Linked DNA regions of Homo sapiens: regions 1 and 2 are each linked to region 3. A link is a contact called in ENCODE Hi-C or POLR2A ChIA-PET data. All regions are on one chromosome and are shown on one strand. Each heading gives the region's core, a stretch centred on a gene start or an enhancer-like site at or near the end of the contact. The rest is flanking DNA. Distances are from core to core; before and after follow the strand shown.

Region 1 (2,700 bases), core at 164-2,663, 830 kb after region 3:
AGCCTCCCAAAGTGCTGGGATTACAGGCGCCAGCCCCGCACCCGCCAAAAACACACAAAAATTATCAGGGATTGTGTTTATAAATTTAGTTACTTTTGAAAATGTTTTTACATTTTGAACTTTCCTGTAAGGACTATTCACCCATTGCATTGATTGGTGCTCACAGCACTTAATACTTGAACAAGGGGAATTCAAGGACATGCTCTTATCCCCTTTCAAGTGGACTCAGAAGGAAAACAAAACAAAACAAAACAAAACAAACAAACAAACAAAAAAAACCCCACAATCAACAAGAAACAGGAGAGGCCTCAAAACAAGCAGGGCTCTCTCCCTGGGGCATCTCACTTTTTTTTTTCCTTTTAAACCACAAGGCCCTAACAGAGGAGCAAACTCCATGTGGTTTCTTAACTGTTTCAAAAGTGATCAATCACCAAATCGAATGTGACGTGCATTGTCACCTTCCAAGGAAAACTCTGAGTAGTCTTGAAAGATAGAATCACAAAAGGGAAAAATCACCTCTCCAGGGCTAGTTCCCTTATAAAATAAATCTGTCCTGGGGCTTCCCCTTGGAAAAACACACACAGGGCCCCAAGTGTGTGTAGGCTGACTGGCTACACAATCATTTGAATTTAGTTTCGAAAATAGCCCTTCCCTGTGTCCCTAATGTAAAGGAATAATTAAAACCCAAAGCGCATTTCCCTTAATTAGCCGAAAGCCCTAGCAATGCATGGCATTGTGGGCATTCAGGAGCCAAAATGCCCCCACTCATAAAAAATGATCCAAACAATGGCTCGTGCCCAAGCTTTCACACTTGTTTTGCAGAGAAGTCTTGGCTGGCAGAGGCAGGATTTGTAATTCCTTGGGTCGCTTGACTTCACGAGGGGCGAGGTATGCATTGTAGCGACACGGACTACTTGTGAAGCCTTTGGGCGGGAGTCGCTTAAAGATTAACTTTCTCGGGTTTCCGTTACCAAAAGCGTTTCCGTGAATAGCGTGATTGGAAACTTGTGCGGGCCGGAGACCGCGGCGCGGCTGCTCTTTCAACAGGCGATTTGTTCTCCTGTCCGAGGCTCATTTCCATGCAAAGAGCCTGACATCAGAGCACCTTTTGTTGCTAAACGCTTTCTTTAGCCTCGAGGGAGAGAGTCATGTGGAGCTGGAAGAGCTCATTTTGAAGAGAGGGGTCCCGGGGAGCTCCCTCCAAGATCTAGAGGCTCCGCGGCCACCCCTGCCGGGTCCTGCCAAGACTTGCTAGAAGGAACGAGTCGCGTGCCTTAGTTAGTTGGTTCCCGTCACAGGAAGAAACGCCTTTGCAGTGGGTTTAATTGCTTCTGGGCCGAGCGAATTCCCCGCCGTACAACTCAGTGGTGCGGACTTTGCCTCCTGCTACCCTGTTGCTGCGCCGAGCGGGGTGGGAAAGTTTCTGGAGTTGTCAGTCGCGCAGCCCGTGGCCACCTAGACCCGAGGTGCGGGCGCCTGCGAAGGGCCCCCGCGGGGTGGCCGGGGCCGCCGGGGCATGCAGCGCGGGGGCGCGGCTCGGTGACGCCGCGGGCGGGGACCCGGCATCCGGGCAGGCTGCGCGCGGGTGCGGGGCGAGGGCGCCGCGGGGACTGGGACGCACGGCCCGCGCGCGGGACACGGCCATGGAGGACGCGGGAGCAGCTGGCCCGGGGCCGGAGCCTGAGCCCGAGCCCGAGCCGGAGCCCGAGCCCGCGCCGGAGCCGGAACCGGAGCCCAAGCCGGGTGCTGGCACATCCGAGGCGTTCTCCCGACTCTGGACCGACGTGATGGGTATCCTGGTAAGTTACCTGGGGAGGGGGCGGCGCAGGAAGTACAGTTCGCAGCAGCCCCTCTGAAACCGGGGGCTCCCTTCTCGCCCACCCACTGGGCAACCCACTCCGCAGAGGCGTCCTTCTCTGGCTCTAGTTCTTAGGGGGCTAAATACACACAGTATAGGATTTCAAACCCTAATTAAAAAATAACCAGCCACAGGTCCCGTCAAAAGGTGTTTTTTAAACAATCGGGTATGATATTCAACAGTTTAATCTGGGACACCTGCTGACATGTTGGTGTGGAAAAGGCGAGAAAGAGGCCTTCAAAAAGTAGATGTAAATAAATATTTGGTTGGTGCTGGATTAGGGAAAAGGCTGATGTTACTGATGTTTATCTCTTCACCATTTGTTGTGTGACCACAAGAGGGAAAACAAACATTTCCTTACTCAGAACTGCCAAAATGTTTGCCTACTTTTTTTTGCAGTTTTTCAATTTGTGGAGTTACAGGATATTTGTTTTATATGTTTGGGGCTAAAACAATAGGACTTATTTTGCTAAATCTGTGCTGTCATGTATTTTGAAATGTCCAGTGACTAAAAGCGCCCCTGGATTTGGCATAGTCTCTGGGAAGCAGTTCTTCTGTATGGAGGGTGAAGTTTTAACCTGCTCAGGGTTGAATACCTTGGGGAAGTAATAGATTTGCTTTGGTGGAGCTGTAGTTAGGCAGGTAGACTGGAATCAGATGGGCGAGGTTTATTACAGTCAGACATCTTAATCCATACATAAAAGACAACTTTAGTTTAAAGACTTGGAATGGCCAGATGTGCAGATTATCAGAAAAGTCTCTAGATTTGCTTTGAGATCTTATATTTTTTGAGTGGGAGGAGATGGAGTGAAAGTTCTTCTTTGGGAATGATAAACCGTGTA
Region 2 (2,700 bases), core at 178-2,677, 600 kb before region 3:
CATGACCTCAGAGAAAGGGCACAGTATATTTCATTTCTCCTAGTCCCCAGACTGGATTTTCATCACGGCTGGTGCCAGGTTCTTTTTTAGTACTGCACCGGGCGTATGAGAAAGAGCTTATTTTCATGACTAGCAAGGGCATCATTCAAAAGACAATTTGAACGTGGCCTTTTATGTATTTTTTTGCAAAGCTGTTATTTGGATAACCTTCAGGGAAATCCTTAAAACACTGAAAATGAAAACCATTAACAATGTGTTAGACACACATATACAGAAGAGCTGATAATGTTGAGTGCATGTGTATATTCTGTATCCGTGTGTGTGTGTGTGTGTGTGTGTGTGTGTGTGTGTGTTGAGGGAAATAAGAGATTTGTTCTCTGGGAAATAGCTGATCCAGAAACTGTCATTAATTCATAGGCCAAAAAGCCAAACTCCTATTTTGCAGCCCTTTCCCCATGGACTTAAGGAGTCTGAGGATTAAAAAAAAAAAAAAAAGTCTGAGGTATAAATACGATCATAAAGAGACATTCAAATTTGCTTTCTTCAAAGATTTTGCTCTGAGCTACCCACGACTGCCTGAGACATGTCAGATCTTCAAGAAGTGGCTAGCTCTACTCTGAGAAGCTTTCTGTTTCTGCTTGCTACCCAGGCAACCAAAATGTCAGTGTGCACATGTGCATGCGTGCATATAAATATATACACATCTCTCACCATCTTATTCTTCACGTGCTACCTGTCTGCGTATATGTGTTTATATACATGTATGCGTATGTCTGTGTCACATGTACATTTAGAGGTGTTTTTGCTATTTGAATTTTTGCTTCTTTTTATTTTTGAAGACCAATGGAAAAGTGTTTGAAGACAGCAGATTACATTAAAAAATCAGTTTCACCGACTGGCTCTCAGATACTGGGTACATGTATGCACACACACACCTCTTCTACCCCCTCTGATTAATAGATGCTTCCTCTTAAGTCCTTTAAAAGAGGCATTCTTAGGCACATTTCTCTGCCAAAATGTAGTGGATTCCTCTTTGAAGCTGTGACCCTGTTGATTTTGTTCACTGCCAAATTTCACATCATGAAAAAAATAGCTTAATATTGGAGTGATTAACTTTCATGGAGAGCTGACAGAATTGAGTTCTTCAAAACCTAAACTCTGCCAATTTTGATGTCCCTAATTTATTCCAACAACCATTTAAGTCTAAATGCTTCCATTTTAATCACATTAACAGTATATTACAAAGAGACTGAACACCCAGAGGACTCCAGTTGCAAAATGAATTTGGCTCTTCCTTGTCCTCTTTATCTTTAGAATGATCAAATAGCTGCTGGCAAAAATGTTCAGCTAGAGTCAGCCCTCTGGCAATTTCCCATTGAGTCCCTCTGCTTCCTTAGCCAGAGGCCTGAACCTTGGCACTTGCCCAGACATCACAGAGGAAATAAACATACCTATTATCCAAGCAACCACAAAGATGCCTATCTGACCATTGCTGGCATTAGGTTTACCTGGACAGCTGCATTTGACTGGGGCTAAAGAGAGGCAGCTTTGTGAAACTAATCCACATCAATTCCTATCAACCTGGAGGCCTGATTGGCACCACGATCTAACCAGGGAGGCTGCAGCAGTGGCCCTGGGGAAACTGTGTGTTCCTGGTACCCCTTCTGGGTCTCACCAGTTGATAAAGTATCAGGCCTTCAGTGGGGCCAGTGCAGAGATTTGTTTATACCAAGGCTGAGCCATTGCCAGTTTGCCCATTCCTCTGGTACTGTACTCACATAAAGGTGCAGGAAAGCTGAATATTTAATGCAGGTATTTTATTTGAAACCAAGTGCTCCTGTTCTCCAGGGTCTACTTTCTGCCACCAGCCTACATCCTAGGAAATAGAATAAACATTTTTCTGTACTGCATAAGCCAAGCTATTTTCATATTTAGTTTCCCAACAGCCATCAACTGCATATGTGTGCAGACCCTGAAAACTCAAATACCTCCTTACTGTTTTGGCAGTGTTACATGGTGGTTATAAGCTAGGGTGTTCCTGTCAGAGAGACTGTGCTAACCTCTCAGCTCTGTCACTCATGGTATAACTTGCAGCAAGTCATTTCTGCTCTCTGAGATTGTTTTCTCAACTACTAACATGGGTAAAAGAATTGTATCTACTTCACACAGTGCTGCTTTGAGAAACAAGTGAGGTAATGCACAAAATTAAGAATCTGGTCTATAGTAAGTGCTAAATTATGCACTTCATGTAAGTGTATTTTATATATATATATATATATATATATATATATATAAAGTGTTTAACCAGTGTTATTGATATAGGAATATTACAAATATTTTCCACTTTTTAATTGCTTGAATTCAAGATTGCTACTCAGTAACAATACAGAAAAAGAGATGAGGAGGTTACAAGTTATTTCAAGCTTGAGATACGACTTCTTTAGAGGTTTTTGTTATTACTATTGAGCTTTATTGGATTAGAAGATGCTAGCTTCCAGAATTTCTATTACGCTATGGGCTCAGGGACTGCAATATGTTGGAAGAAAAGCTGGGGATTGTCTTAAAGTTGCATTTACATACTAAGCCCACTCATTTTCCTTAGGTTATGTGATCGTTTAAGGTAGCTCTGTGATGACAGGCACTGATGGAGATACAAGGATGCCATCTCTTGGTATCTTCACATTTACATCCCTCCTAGTC
Region 3 (2,700 bases), core at 119-2,618:
CCCACGGGCAATCTTCAGAAAAAAAGGTCAGATCTGGTCCTTAAACAGCTCAGGTGCGAAGCTGAATCGCCCTTCTGCGGAAAGAGAGGAGACAGTACCTGCCCCCGCCGTCCCTCACTTCCCTTAGTCCCAAGAAGAGGTCAGACACCGGGAAATGGGGCCCAGGCGCTTGGTCTGTTCCACCTGCCACTCGAGTCCCCAGTCCCAAGAGGCTGCTCAGACATTGGCATGATGGGGAAACTCGATTGATTTTGTTACCTCCTAGAGGGAAAATGCCGTGGGCGGAGATGTCTGAGCGTCCCTTCCAACACGAGCTGGGTGGTGCTCTATTGATTTTCACGCGATCCCCGGGCGGGAGCGAGAGGATAGGCTCGGATTCCCGGGCTCCAGGACCGAACGCCTGGCAGTGTCCCCGGGGGCAAAGCCACCCCGGGAGCCCGTGCAGTATACTAGGTGGGGGGCCCGGAGAGAAAGCATAGCGCCGACGAGGGGGAGGGGCCGGGCAGAAAGGAGGGTGGGGTACCGGGTGGGACACACTGACCTAGGAGAAAGTACAACCCACCCCAAACTTTCGCAGACCCGGGAGCTTAGGAAGGGAGAGCCAGGAAGACAGCAGCCTCTCCTGCCGCCCAACGTGCCCAGCTGCAGCGAGGAGGGGCGGCGCGCAAGCCGGCTGGACCCGGGCGGTCCCCACGTTGCGCCCACCCTCCGGGCCAAAACGCCGCCGCTCGGGTCACTGAGTGGCCGCCCACGGAAGAAGTCAGATCGCCGGGCTCTGGGCTGCGTACGGGATCCGAGGAAGGGGGATTCAAACGCGGATCCGGAAGGAAGGGACACTGAACCCCGCAGCGTCCCCAGCGCCGTGGGGCGGCGGGACGTGTCCTTGGGCTGCCAGCGGGCGCGGAAGCTGGAGTCCGGCAGGGTCGGGAAGAAGTGAGCACAGACTTCCACGGGTAGAAGAGTCAGATTAAACAGAAATGTGAAAAGCAACCCAGGGCAGCCAACGGAGCCCAGCAGCGTAGAAGCCACCGGCTTCCCGCCGGGAGGACTACAGTGACTGACACTCGCGAAGACTAGGCGCTCCCAGCGGCCGCGGGTCTGCGTGGAGAAGTCGCCTCGCGGCGCGGAGCGCGCCAGCGGCGGCGGCGGCTGCCAGAGCGCGAGATGCGGCGCGCAGCCGCCGGACCGTCCCGGCTGGGAAAACTCGCGGGCGGCACTGCGCAGCGCTGACCCGGCGCAGGTCCGAGGGGTGTGCCCCGGCCCCTCCCGTCTCCGCCCCCTCCCGCGCCAGTCGCGCGCCCCTCCCCGCGGCGGCAGCGTCGGCGGCGCATCCAGGGGCGGCGCGGAGCCTTGCTCAGCCCAGCAGCCAGTGCCTGCGAGCTCCGCTGCTGCTTGGGGAATTCACTTTGCTGCTTGTTCGCTTCTCCCTTCCTCAGGCTTCTTCTGATGGTTTTCCGTCTCCTGCCCGAGCCTTTCCTTTAAAAGGAAAACTTTACTGCGATACCCTTTTCCCCTTGGAGGAGAGGATTAAAAGTTCCAAGAACTGGTGCCGCCCGTGCCATTTGGGCGCTGGGAAGGTGCTCGGCGGCGGGGTTCCCGGTCCCACCATGTGCACCAACATAGTTTACGAGTGGCTCAAAGCGCTGCAGCTTCCGCAGTACGCGGAGTCCTTCGTGGATAACGGCTACGATGACCTGGAGGTGTGCAAGCAGATCGGGGACCCGGACCTGGATGCCATCGGGGTGCTGGCGCCCGCGCACCGCCGCCGTATCCTGGAGGCCGTGCGCCGGCTGCGGGAGCAGGACGCCAACGCCGCCGGCCTCTACTTCACGCTTGAGCCGCAGCCGGCGCCCCCCGGGCCGCCCGCCGACGCCGTCCCCACCGGCCGCCGGGGGGAGCCGTGCGGCGGCCCGGCCCAGGGCACCCGCGGGGACTCTCGCGGCCACACGACCGCCCCCCGCAGCAGGGAGCTGGTGAGCTACCCCAAACTGAAGCTGAAGATCATGATCAGGGATAAGCTCGTCCGTGACGGCATCCACCTGAGCAAGCCCCCGTACTCCCGCAAGGTAAGGAGGTGCCGTCCGGGCGGCCCGGGGCGCGCGGCGGGAGGGGACACAGCCCAGCTGCCTGTGCCAAGGCTTTGCAACCCATTCCAGGTGACGACGGAGAGGCCAGGAGGCTTTGGGTATCTGGGACCCTTTTCTATGTTCTTTCTGTATTAGCCCATTATTTCGTCCTTCCTGGTGTCTCCAGTGGTTGGTAAGACAAGCCCCCGCATCCAGATGTTATCTCTAAACTAACGACCAAAACTCCGCATCCTCTCTGGTGCTCGCCTGTCAGGAATCGGACTCGCGCTGCTTCACCTGGTAGCCAGGGGGAATTCCTAACGCCCTCTATAGTAGTTTTGGGTTTGAAGAGTACCAGAAAAAATGGTTAATACCTACATTGCTTTCTACCTTCCTTTTTCTCTTTCTTTTCCTTTTTTGAGTCTTGAGAAACTCCTAAGGGAAATCGGTGAACTCTTTAAAGAGTGGAAAGTCAGGCCCTGCCTTTCTCAATTCCATAAAAAATCCCAGCGCTGCTGCAAATTTGAGAAGCTTACCATTCACATGAGCATTTTAAGAGGAAAAGTGAAGGAAGCACGTGTCAGTCCACTTGAGATGATTTCCTAAACTTGTGTATACTGGAGGCAATAAGGTG

Evidence for each region. A loop is a pair of places that touch in the nucleus more often than their neighbours do. ChIA-PET counts read pairs that join two places held with the same protein, here RNA polymerase II (POLR2A). Pooled maps may share reads with other maps.
Region 1: a map of endothelial cell of umbilical vein shows a loop between it and region 3 (9-fold over the local background). The contact joins the promoter of SASH1 here to the promoter of SAMD5 in region 3. A Hi-C loop is called at or near these places in 1 of 168 maps with a recorded cell type or tissue (endothelial cell of umbilical vein), 5 of 37 single-sample maps with no recorded cell type and 12 of 50 pooled maps.
Region 2: a loop to region 3 is called in a map of PC-9, with 16 times the contacts of the local background. The contact joins the enhancer-like site here to the promoter of SAMD5 in region 3. A Hi-C loop is called at or near these places in 3 of 168 maps with a recorded cell type or tissue (K562, MCF 10A and PC-9) and 6 of 50 pooled maps. POLR2A ChIA-PET finds 5 or more read pairs at or near these places in 1 of 52 experiments (endothelial cell of umbilical vein).

The regions. Positions count from the first base shown.
Region 1 is chr6:148,341,425-148,344,124 of GRCh38, forward strand. It overlaps SASH1 (SAM and SH3 domain containing 1), which reads left to right and starts at 1,414. Exons shown (of 20, transcript NM_015278.5): 1 at 1,414-1,799. The coding sequence starts at 1,644. RefSeq lists an enhancer at 61-640.
Region 2 is chr6:146,904,141-146,906,840 of GRCh38, forward strand. The region is part of intron 7 of STXBP5-AS1 (STXBP5 antisense RNA 1); the gene reads right to left. Among named protein-coding and RNA genes, the nearest start is that of LUADT1, 250 kb to the right of the region's middle. Within about 2 kb of position 1,428, at least 3 of the 41 ENCODE cell types and tissues checked have a DNase peak (open chromatin) inside an H3K27ac peak, as active enhancers do.
Region 3 is chr6:147,507,322-147,510,021 of GRCh38, forward strand. SAMD5 (sterile alpha motif domain containing 5) reads left to right here and starts at 1,369. Exons shown (of 2, transcript NM_001030060.3): 1 at 1,369-2,066. The coding sequence starts at 1,608.